Linked DNA regions of Homo sapiens: region 2 is linked to region 1. A link is a contact called in ENCODE Hi-C or POLR2A ChIA-PET data. All regions are on one chromosome and are shown on one strand. Each heading gives the region's core, a stretch centred on a gene start or an enhancer-like site at or near the end of the contact. The rest is flanking DNA. Distances are from core to core; before and after follow the strand shown.

Evidence for each region. A loop is a pair of places that touch in the nucleus more often than their neighbours do. ChIA-PET counts read pairs that join two places held with the same protein, here RNA polymerase II (POLR2A). Pooled maps may share reads with other maps.
Region 2: a loop to region 1 is called in a pooled map, with 2.2 times the contacts of the local background. The contact joins two enhancer-like sites. A Hi-C loop is called at or near these places in 1 of 168 maps with a recorded cell type or tissue (right cardiac atrium) and 2 of 50 pooled maps. POLR2A ChIA-PET finds 5 or more read pairs at or near these places in 4 of 52 experiments (K562, WTC11, activated CD4-positive, alpha-beta T cell and 1 more).

The regions. Positions count from the first base shown.
Region 1 is chr9:94,799,279-94,805,005 of GRCh38, forward strand. AOPEP (aminopeptidase O (putative)) reads left to right here. Exons shown (of 17, transcript NM_001193329.3): 5 at 1,479-1,724. LOC124902220 (a long non-coding RNA gene) reads left to right here and starts at 1,036. Exons shown (of 2, transcript XR_007061676.1): 1 at 1,036-1,166; 2 at 1,257-1,478. Within about 2 kb of position 3,738, at least 2 of the 41 ENCODE cell types and tissues checked have a DNase peak (open chromatin) inside an H3K27ac peak, as active enhancers do.
Region 2 is chr9:95,128,269-95,134,092 of GRCh38, forward strand. All of the region lies in intron 8 of FANCC (FA complementation group C), which reads right to left. It also overlaps a transcript of AOPEP not described here. Among named protein-coding and RNA genes, the nearest start is that of MIR3074, 45 kb to the left of the region's middle. RefSeq lists silencers at 1,659-1,953, 3,099-3,393 and an enhancer at 3,913-4,415. Within about 2 kb of position 3,248, at least 7 of the 41 ENCODE cell types and tissues checked have a DNase peak (open chromatin) inside an H3K27ac peak, as active enhancers do.

The sequences.
Region 1 (5,727 bases), core at 2,488-4,987:
GTGCAGTGGCTCATGCCTATGATTCCAGCCCTTTGGGAGGCTGAGGCAGGAGGATCATTTGAAGCCAGAAGTTTGAGACCACTCTGGGTTACAAAGTGAGACCCCATCTCCAGACCCCATCTCTTAAAAAAAAAAAAAAAAGGCTGGATGTGGCATGGCAACATGCCTGTAGTCCTAGCTACTCAGGAGGCTGAGGTAGGAGGATTGCTTGAGCCCAGGACTTGGAGGCTACAGTGAGCTATGACCCTGCCACTGCAGTCCAGCCTGGGCAACAGAGTGAAATCCTGTCTTAAATAATAATAGGCCGGTTGCGGTGGTTCAAGCCTGTACTCCTAGCTGTTTTGGAGGCTGAGGCGGGTGGATCACTTGAGGTCAGGAGTTTGAGACCAGCCTGGCCAACATGGTAAAACCCCGTCTCTACTAAAAATACAAAATTAGCCAGGCGTGGTGGCACACACGTGTAATCCCAGCTACTCAGGAGGCTGAGTCAAGAGAATCACTTGAACCTGGGAGGTGGAAGTTGCAGTGAGCTTAAATCATGCCACTGCCCTCTAGCTTGGAAGACAGAGCTAGATTCCATCTCAAAAAAAAAAAAAATAATGAAATAAATAATGATTAGAGGGGTTTTTCATTGTGTTTGAATAAAAGACATGTTAGCAGGTGAAAAAATGGAGTACTGTTGGATGTAGGTTTGAGTAGATAAGTTCTCTTGAGTCCTGTGAGTCAGGTTCTAGGAATTCTCTTTCAGTTCCGCCTTTGATGGAATAACTGGCAGTGGTCGGATGAAGCAGGCTGGGGTCTGATCTGTTTCCTTAAAAGGCTGGCTCAGTTAAATTTGTTCTGAAAGTGGGTTGGGAAAAATACTGTATCAAAAGTGCCTCTGTATTCCTTAATAACAGCTTTTGATGGGCTGTGTAAAGAACATTTAGATTACTATTCAGTAAAATGGTTTGTGTTCTTTCGAGGAGTTTGAGCCTGTAACTTTCATTTGGTTCATGGTTCTCCCTCAGTCCAAGTCTTTTATTCTAGGTAATCCCAGAATTGGATCTTTAATTTGTGTGTACTGCTCCTTCCTTTCTGAGTTATGAATTGTCTCTAATTTGGAGATTGTTCATATGGTGATACTTGAAAACATCTAACCGAGGGCAGGAATTGTTTGTATTTTGGTGAGAAGTTTTATTGTTTGGAGTCTTTAGAGGTCCCCCCACAACAAAGTTTATTCTAAAACAAGATTTTACTGCTTTCTCTTATCTTAGATTGAAGCTAGTCTATTGATTCAAACACATGAATACGTTTTTGTCCTGTAAATTTTCACTGCTGCACAGAGCCAGTCAAGCCAAGAATTGAAATGAGCAGTCTTTGCTTGTGAGTCTGTCTGAACCTCTGTCTCCTAAAAGTTGTCTACATCTGCAAGATTGCCTCACCTCCACAGCAAGAATAATAAACATGTTTTACCATTTATTTTGTGTTATTCCCAGGCATGTTGGTGTTTGCAGTCACATGGAATACCCCTGCCGCTTCCAGAATGCTTCTGCCACCACCCAGGAGATCATTCCTCATCGGGTCTTTGCCCCTGTGTGCCTCACGGGTGCCTGCCAAGAGACCCTTCTGCGGCTGATCCCTCCTTGCCTCTCAGCAGCACATTCTGTTCTGGGAGCACACCCGTTCTCTCGGCTGGATGTTCTCATCGTCCCTGCCAACTTTCCAAGTCTGGGGATGGCCAGGTATGTTGTTCCATTGTGGCACTTGGGGTACATACATTTTGGAAATTCTTTGACTATGTCTTGCTTTCCTTGAGCTCTGTCAGAGCAGTCATTTGATTAGAATGGAGGGGCTATGGTTGCTCATGCTTGGACATCTCATTGCTGCCTTGAGGGACAATTTTAATGCAGACTCCCTCATGCACGAGCCTTTGAGTGTCATGGGCTCAGTTCAGACTGTGTTGAAAAGAAAAGGCTCACATTGTTGCTGGGATTGAGAATACATAGTGCCCCCTGAGTGGTGACTGTTGGATCATGGCTGATCAGTGGCTGTTAGCTTGGATGATGACAGCATAATGCTAATGAGCCAAAGGTTATAGCATCAGGCTCTGGGCACAGTAACATGACTTGGTCCCAAGGCCACAGGCTACTCACCTAATCCTGACCAGCTGTCTTGTCCATTCTCACCACTGGTCACAAGGGCAATGACTTGAGAGACCCTGAGTCAGATAGACTGTGGATGGATCAGTGTAAATCTATCCCTACTGCTAGAAAAACAGCTCAAAGCAGATGGCTTACTGTGGGGGTTGGAGGAGGAGTCACGTGCTACTATTTTTTAACAAATGCACTTTTGCTGTTGTGTCCTGGTTTGGTTCCCTGTATTTATTTAAGCTAAAATCTATTAATTAATGCCATTGTTCAGTCATTAATGGGTATCTGTGTTCCACTGAGAAAAGATAGAGAATGTACTTGGTTATATTTCCATTTTAAAATCTTAATCATTAGCAGTGAATATGCTTGACTAAGGATGGGAAAAATAAGCTCATCAAAACATGTGACTTCAAGTTTTTCCCTATTAGTCAAGGAAATTCCTGCTGCCAATTAATTCCCATGCTTTTGAGCAGCTGTCATTTGTGGTGTTTTCCCTGAAAACTGCACACATTCTTAGTAAAACCATGAGCAGAAAAGAACTGACCAGAACATTTGCTTTTGATCTTTACTACATGTATGTACTTTAAAGACTGGCTGGCTTGCCTTAATCCTTGAGGAGGTCTGAGAAAGTCATTTAGACTGATTTTTATCCTATGTTTATGAAGATAATGGGAATGCAGGAACTAGGATAATTATATATATTTGGTTACGTGCATCATATAATTGTCTTGGATGTCTATATATAGAATTTTTCTTAATGGAGGGGGGGGCTTCTTTTGTCCCTTTGAAGAGTCTGCTGGCCTTAATTTAAGTAGTAGAGGTGTTGGTGAAAAAAGAGTTGTTCATTAAATGTTTCTTATTTGTACATGGGTTTGAGGGGCCCTATTTACTTGGGAGTTTTTAGCACTTCATGAGAATTGCAGTTTTTTAAGGCATGTTTGCTAGCAGTTCCAAGTTCTGGCCTGAGGGAACCAAAGGCAGAGTATTTTTCATGCACAGGATTCTGTTTTCTATAGCTCCTTCCTGACATCAGTCTGCCAAATACAGAATGAGTTGACCTGCAGGCAATTCTCTAAAGCTTCTCTTTTCAAGTTTGCATGCCCAAGCAGGTAGGCTGTGTGTTTGCTGCTTTTTGCGATATTTGAAGTGATTTAAACATGCTTAACTCTGTATTTTTAGAGTGGCAAGCCTGAGTACCATAAGACCAAATGGTCCTGGGCACAAATTTTGAAAAATATGGTGGTGATCATAACTTAGCAACAACAAGACTGCTTTTATGCTTAAAAGCAGGAGAACCGTATATTCAAAATTTGTGGTTGGTTGTCAAATACCATTTTTTTCCCTTCCTTTTAGACTGTGGAAGTAAAGTCTGCCCAGGTCTAGATGTTTTTCTGGACTTATTACCATTCCCTGGATGAGAGCTGTGGAAGGGGGATTGTGGTCTCTTCCACTGCCAGGTGGGGTGGGGAAGGGAGGTGCTCTGTTTTTCCAAACTCTGGCTTCAATTGATTCTGCTTGCTTGGCTTGACTCTGTCGGGATCCCAACACCTTGGGCTACATGCAGCTGAGTGGGGTTTATGACTCAGCTGGCTACTGGGGCCCTGCTGCTTTATTTATGGTCGAGACTTTGCTTGAGGTTTTATAAAGCAAAGCTAGAACAAAAACGATGGTTTTGTAAGTCAACTTCATACCCTAAACAGGAATAGAGAAACCTCAAGGCTAGGAGGAGTCATCCAAAAAGACCTCCATACTGAAACCTGCCATTGTCTTCTTAGTTATAATATGCTGAGAGATCAAAGGACTTCTTGGTAAATTAAATGGCTCTTTCCCGAGTCCATATTTTATAAACATGTATGCAAGATCGTAAATTCCATACCTCTGGACTTCTTTAGTGATTAGGTCTTAATTATAATGAATACCATTTTATACCATTTCAGTATTCTTTTTTGGCAAATGATATTAAACATTCCCTCATGAACTAAAATGGGTAAATTATTAATCATGTTAAGCAGTTTCTGAGAATTTTAGATAATATAATGATTTCACTATTTTGAATATTACGTATCATAGTTTTTATTGAATAAGCTTAAAAGTCTCCTCTTTGATTCTGTTTTTGAGCTGGATTCTGATATTTCAGTGAAGTGAGGAAAAACACATTTATAAAACTTGAATGTATGATAATGACAAATCAGTTTATAAGAAGGTAAATAATACACAAATAATATTTTAGAATTTCGAATGCTTTTCAAACATGGCAGTAACTAGAACATTTATCAATACTGCTCTTCATGATTTTTGTCACCTTTTAATATAACAGGAGCCATTACTAACTGACCCCCTCCCCTACCCTGGTCCTTTTCCAAATCACTGTTCCAGGGGAGAGGGACTTTAATTCTTTGCTGAGAAAAATCACTAGTTTGCCTTTCAGATGCTTTCCTCAGTGGGTGTGTGTGGGCTTTCAGTTTTTGTTTCATTGTGTTTTTGCCTTCCATGAAGACTGAATCTGCCATATCAGGAACCGTAAAGTATACATTTCTTGACTTGACTACTATGATGTCTGTATGAAGATATGCATGCATTTAAAATGCATCTCTGAAGTACACACAGCTCTCTTCCTGTTGGTTTAATTAATATTCTACTGTTTTCATTGTGTCCTCGTATGTTCTCAGAGTCTCTGCTGGGGATTGACTGGCAAGCCTAGTTTCTTAATTTTGAGAAATAATGAAAGGAGCTCATCATCACACTTACACTCTCTGTTATAACAGCAGTAACGTTAATGGAATCATATTCTAGAACCAGGCATATGACAGTTGCTTAAAAATTAACACCTTAATCTTACCTTTGTATGTGTGTATAGGAAATGCTTTGCTTTGCATTTGTCTCTCAGCAGTTCACAATTACATGTCATGGCATAGTTAGGTTGGCAGAACTACCTAGCTGTCGTCCATATATGTTCTTTTTTTTCCTTGTATTTGAATTTCAAGAATCTCTTGCAACTTATTTCAGAGTGGTTTTCTGTGAAGAGCACTGAAGTTAAAAAACCATGTGCTGTGTAGTTCTGCTTCATGGCTCAGCTGTTCACATGCATCTTCACCCTTCATCCCACTGGGAAAATTGAGGGGAAAAAAATGACTATAGTGTGGCCGATGACAGGTGACAGATTGTTTGAGCTTTTCCCCACCTGTTCTATACCAGATAATCTTGATAATTTGGTTATTGTTTATTTATTCTTGCAATAAATATTTATCAAGCGTATACTGTGTGCCAGATAGTACTTACGATGCAAAGCCTACAAGGGTGAACGAGATAGAGGAGGCCTCTGTCCTTATGAAATGGACATTCTAGTCAGGGGAGAAAATTAGTGTACGTGAAACAAGTAATTAAGATGTATGCTATGAAGAAAATAAAATCAAGTAAGTGTCACAGTGGGAGAATCAATAGCATCGTTAGGGTGAGAGGGAAAAGCTTCCTTAAAGGGTGACATTTGGGCTAAGACTGAAGAATAAAAAGGAATCAGCTTTGTGACCATCTGGTGGAAAAGCACTCCGGTCCACAGGCCTCAAGGTGGGAACCACTCTCATGGGTTGGAGGAGTA
Region 2 (5,824 bases), core at 1,998-4,497, 330 kb after region 1:
GATTCATCTAAGTTTGCCAGAGCAATTTTCAAAGTTTGTACAACAACATGCCTATTGAATAAGAGTGTTTAAGATCAAATAGCACTGTTATGTGCCCACAGGCAGACAGATAAGAGCTTGGAAATGCGTTGATAGAAAGTAAGATGAAACTTGAAAATGGTAAAATTAAATTTCTTTTTTCTAAATGGTCAAACTATCCCAGAGCCATTCTATAGGTTTGATGCTAGTAGAGAATCATTCAATACTAATTATAGGGATTTCCAAACAGCAAAGAAAATGATGATCAGATGTAGATTAGGGCTACTATGAAAACCACTGGGGGAGCAAGGAAGACAGCTCTTACTCAGTTTGTTAGAAGAGAGTGAGAGCTTAGATCTGCTCCTCTTCTGTGCGCTGTTTTCTAGCAAAATCGCTCAATCCAATGTTTTAAATGCCTGCTGGCTGTGTGGAATCTGCTTGTTCTTCCCCATACAGATGGACTCTCCTCTTAGATTTCTTTCTTTCCAAATATTTCAGACCCTTGGCTACTCTCAGCCTGCTTCCACAACCCATTTTAGCTTTTAAAACAGGTAAGAGGCCAGGAGGCAGGGGAACCTGCAGAAACAGCAACGGCAGAGATTTTGATTTGAAAACCAGTCTCCTTTTTTTTTTTTTTGAGACAGGGTCTCATTCTGTTGCCAGGCTGGAGTGCAGTGGTGATCTTGGCTCACTGCAACCTCCAACTCCTGGGTTCAAAAGATTCTCCTGCCTTAGCCTCCTGAGTAGCTGGGATTACAGGCACGTGCCACCACACCTGGCTAATTTTTGTATTTTTAGTAGAGATGGGGTTTCACCGTGTTGGCCAGGATGGTCTCGATCTCCTGACCTCACTGAAAAAAAAGAAAACCAGTCTCCCTTGCTACCCCTACAGCTGTGAACTGCTCCTTCTCATCTGCACCCCTCACCGATGGCTTTTAAAATGACACTCTTTATACTTTTTGAGCACATAATTTCAGGGTCAGTGAGTCCCCTCATGAGGACTAGAGTACTACAGGTCAGGCATATGTCCCAGCGACATCAAATCACAAAAGCAATCTTAAGCTGCTTTTCTTATCAAGATAATCTTCCAAATAGAATTAAGGTTTTAATACACGCTTCTTTGGAAGCCGTATCTTCCCCCCTAAATCTCTGTAGCATCTTCATGAGTGATGACGCAGGCATCTAACCTCTGATCCTGTTTTATTTGTAAGGTGGGGCACTCCGGTAACACACCAGAGGTCACGCTGCAAGCCAGGGCTCTGAAGCCCCATGACTGCGGCCATTATCTTTTCTATAAAAGCGGGGAAATAAAATAAACCTTTTGTGGTTTCCATCTGTTTGTTTTTCTCCATCCTACCAAAATCTGTTCCTTCTCAAGCTCTCTCTTCTCCATCTGGCCTAACAATTTCCACAGGCAGATCATTTCAACTCGAGGGGAGCTATGTCAGCAGGAGGTCTTCAATAACATGAGTCTTGTCCTTCCCTCCTTATCTCCCCCCTCAGGCTTTTCACTGAATGCCCAGGATGACTAGGGAGCGAAGATGGAGAGCTCTGGGTTCTGCCCTCCCTCTTGTATAGACCCGATTGTTCTGCTGGGTGTGCATCCCCTTGGGCTAACAAGAGCTTTCCCTCTGATCTCCCCTCATGGCTACCCAGAATTGCATTGTTTATCTCCCCTCCACCTAGAAAGAAAGCCCATCTTCATCCCTCAAAACACAAGGGAAGACAAAGTCAACATGGAATCAACACACAATAACCATGGTCTCAGTGCCTGTTTTGGAAGAGAGGCAAGGGAGAGGCCAACTTGTCACTCTGCACCATGAACTGTGCAAATTACACAGGCTCTTGTGCCCGGTCCTTGATGTTTACTTAAGCTGTTATTTTCATACCAACTCACCAATGATTATTACAAGCCACTTGCCACTTGAAAGAGGCCTGAGAACAAGAAGAACAGAATTCTCAGGAAGAAGCATTTCTTTCTGTCATTTGCTGATTCTGTGTGTGTGTGTGTGTGAGAGAGAGAGAGAGAGAGAGAGAATAGGGAAAAGGAGAGGGACAGAAAACAAACCAAAAAGGGAAATTATACTATGATTTAAGGTAACTCACAGACAAAAGCAAATCCCTTTTAGAAAAAATAAAAAGGCAGTGAAGGAACAGAAAAAATTATCAAGTGCTTTCCATCTATCACCTTTCATAGATATATTCGCCTTAAAAATAAAGAAGGAAATAGCAGATGACAGAGAAGCTGAAGTTCATTAAGCCTGGAATAGATTCTTTCCTGGTATTTTCATGTACTTGCATGTAGCTTAAATATTTACTTAGGAAATGGGTCATTTAAAGAATCAGCTGATGGGCAGCTTCCCCTCCAGTTTACCCAGCAGCCGGACAATCCCGTCCCACCGTGTAGCTGTTTCCGAGCCACTGTTCTCTCCACAGTGGGAAGCCCTTGTTGTTAATATGTGCATATTCACTACAAAATACCTTTCTTCTTAAAAAGAAGATTCTCCATAAGAGTCATTTCACCAGTGAACTCCTCTATTGAAGTGAAAAATGATTTGGCTTGAGAAAAACCTATTTATACAAAACCTTCACATCTATCATGTACAATGAGGCACCTTTATAAATATGTATTTTTTATTATGCCATTTGCTTCTTTTCTATTTTCAAAATACTAAACATAAGACTCTAAATATCCCTTTTACATTTTCAGATCTATTTTGTTTTAAAACATTCAGGTTCCTTTTAACAAATTTGAGCTCGGAAAAATTATTCTTTCTTTTTAATCTTTACCAGATGTTGTTTATACACAAACAATTTTTTCAGTACTCCATAATGCAATTATTGTTTAATTAGTGATAAATCTGTCATTCCTGGGCTTAAGAACTTAACAAGTACCAAATGTACTTTTGCGTCTTAAATTTACATGTGCTCTTCTCTGTGTTTGGACACAGAGGATCCCCAGCACCCCCTCCCCTGCCTGAAGTCCTTCTAGCCTTGCCCAGTGGCCTCTATCCAATTAGCCCGGGTAGCCCAAGCTGGAAGAAAGCTCCTCAGCCCCCTGCTGCTTCACAGCTCAGCCTGAGTGGCAATGACCCCTACGTCCACCCCTGCTTTGTTTTTGGGTTTTTCCCTCTCTCCCTTCATCTCTGGCCACAAGGTCTGCATCCCCAACTGCAATTCCATTGCAAGGAAACTCGCAACGTGGGCCTCTTTCTTCACAGAGACTATGCTGGAGGATCTGGTGCCCCCCTGAGGCTAATTCTGGAAAGTGCAACTCCAGTCCAAGATGCAGAACCTCCCAGCTTTTAGCCATACACATCAGCCAGCACTACTGGACTACTGCTAAATTATCTACTTCAGCTCTTGTTCAATTACATGCACCACATTAAAGAGCTCAAAAGGAAGTGCCGAAAAGACTGAAAAAGCAGGAAAAGAAAACCCTGGCATGTTAGTGAAAAGCTACTTAAGCACAGCAAACTGACAATATCACCCAGGATGTAGAGTGAACTCTTCAGCACAATATTTTACCAAGGAGGAGCTGCATACTGGGAGTCTGTGTAAAGGAAGTTTCTTTTTCTTTCTGAAGTGCTACAATTGCTACCTGGAGAATGAGGGAAAAAAACACAACCTATCCCATATTGAGGAGGATACTGAGGTATCTAGATGCTTTTTATTCTTAAGTTCTTATTAGATAAAGTAATCTTTTGAATTAAGCCATAAAGATTTTTAGGTAGGAGAGAAAATGAAGCATATTCTGATATCAAATCTTAGCAGAAACAACTCTGCCTCCTGGGCGCCTCCTCTGCTCCTTTCTTTTGGGGACAAGTCTGCCTGGGAAGGTGAGGCTAGCTCCTCTGGACCCAGCTGCGGGCGGGCTCTGCCAGCAAATGGGAGGGCATGAGAATCGGGTACCTTCCGGCCCTGGCATGCAGCTTGCCAGCCAAGCACAGTGCCACCCTGACACCCTGCAGACACTTTTCATTCCAATGTGGAATCCAAAGAATAGCTTTCTGGGCTCCACAAACAAAATTGTAACTGGAAAACATAACATCCTTCTAATTTGGGGCCAGCCTTGGGAAACCGAACAATGCCAAGAAGGCTGCATAATTAACAAGTGGCTTTCACTGCTGTCGGTGACATCGGTTTTTAAGGTCAGGTCTGAAGCTATGGATTATGGTCTTCCCGTGCCCATGCTGTCAAGGAAAACACAAGACCATCTGCTTTTGAAAAGTTTCAGTCTGTACAGTAAATGACAATCTAGGGCTAATACCTCACTTGATGTAGGAGCTACCAACCGTGGCAGACAGCATGACTCGACAGCAGTCCAGTCCACCGCACGGAAGCCAAAGGGGAAGCCTCAAAAGTGAACGGGTTTTGAAAACTTTTCTTTTATTTTAGATGTTAAATACATACATAGTCATTTGGAACTCAGGTAATAAGAGACTAATCCCTCATTATTCATGGTCTTAATGGAAAATATCAGACCTGCGAGTCCAAGAGGCCAAAGAACATTTGGGAAGGTCATTTCACTTTGTACAACCTGTACCACACTTTTATCTTTTGTTTTTGTTACATTTTGGTAACTATAGAATTTCCAGGACTCATTCTGCATAGTCCCAAGAGAGAGAAATATAATTAACAGTGCTCTATATAAAACACAAGTTATGTAGACCATCACACTTTAATTACTCTCAGAATCCAACTCTAATGTAATAGGCATCAGGTTTCCTCTGGAGCACAGCGCAGCAGTCTCGTGCTATCTGAGTCTTAGAGATCTCTCTGATACTTCTGTACAGTCCTGTCACTGCACCAAGATACTGCACTGCGATAAATGAATCAGATGATGCAATTAGGAAGCAGGCTCTTCAGGTTACCCCTGCAATCACTTAGCCACGTCACAGGCCTATTGCGGCCTGCCTGGCTTTCTGGCACTGCAGGCCCAGGATGCTGAGGAGAACAGCCCACACCAATCAGGGGCTTCCAGCCATCGTCTGTATTGTAATTACGTCCTTGAACCATGAGGCACAGAGAGGTCACATCCTGCCAATGCCACAATAAATTAAACCAAATAACACCCTCTAGAATCCCCCTTTAGCCATAATGGAAGCTCTGAATTTCTGCACACATGATCCCGATAAAAGCTTTTGTAAGTCAACTGACTTCAAAGCTGTGTGACTCGTGGGAGATTACTGTAAACTACAAACTGGAGACTGAGCATTATACAGTTATGTGCAATGGGACGGCCTGCGTTCTCTGTCTTGCATCTGCTGTGCTCACCACAGTGCTGCTCAGGCATGAGGGCCACAGGCAAAAAGGACATGGAGAAGGTTCAGGGAAGAATCCAAGGATTAAGGAAAGGCTGGAAAAAAGGCAATGGGACTAGAATTTTTCAATAGGGAGAAGACTTAAGGAAAATGTCATAAGCACCCTGGAAGCAAGCATATAGCCCAGTTACTATCATTTTGCCACTGAAAAGGGACCAGAGAAACTGAAATCCTAGTATGCACATGTAAGTTAGTAATAGATTTAGCAGACAATAAAGGTAATTTATGACCTTGAATCACCAGGAATGGGCTGTCAGAGGGCTTCTGAAAGTCATGATTTATTTTGAATTGTACTGCAACCATTTTAAAATAAGGTGCATTCCTATTTCTTGCCTTAATATATGACTCTTCCGGATGGTAAGGTTAGGTAGTAATTATCCTTAAGAAATCTGTTTGGGCTCTCTCAGTCTTAATATACACGTCTTCCTTTCTCTTCTATCGTGGTAAACTTTCAAGTCAGGTGGGATCCGTGTGTGCAGCCT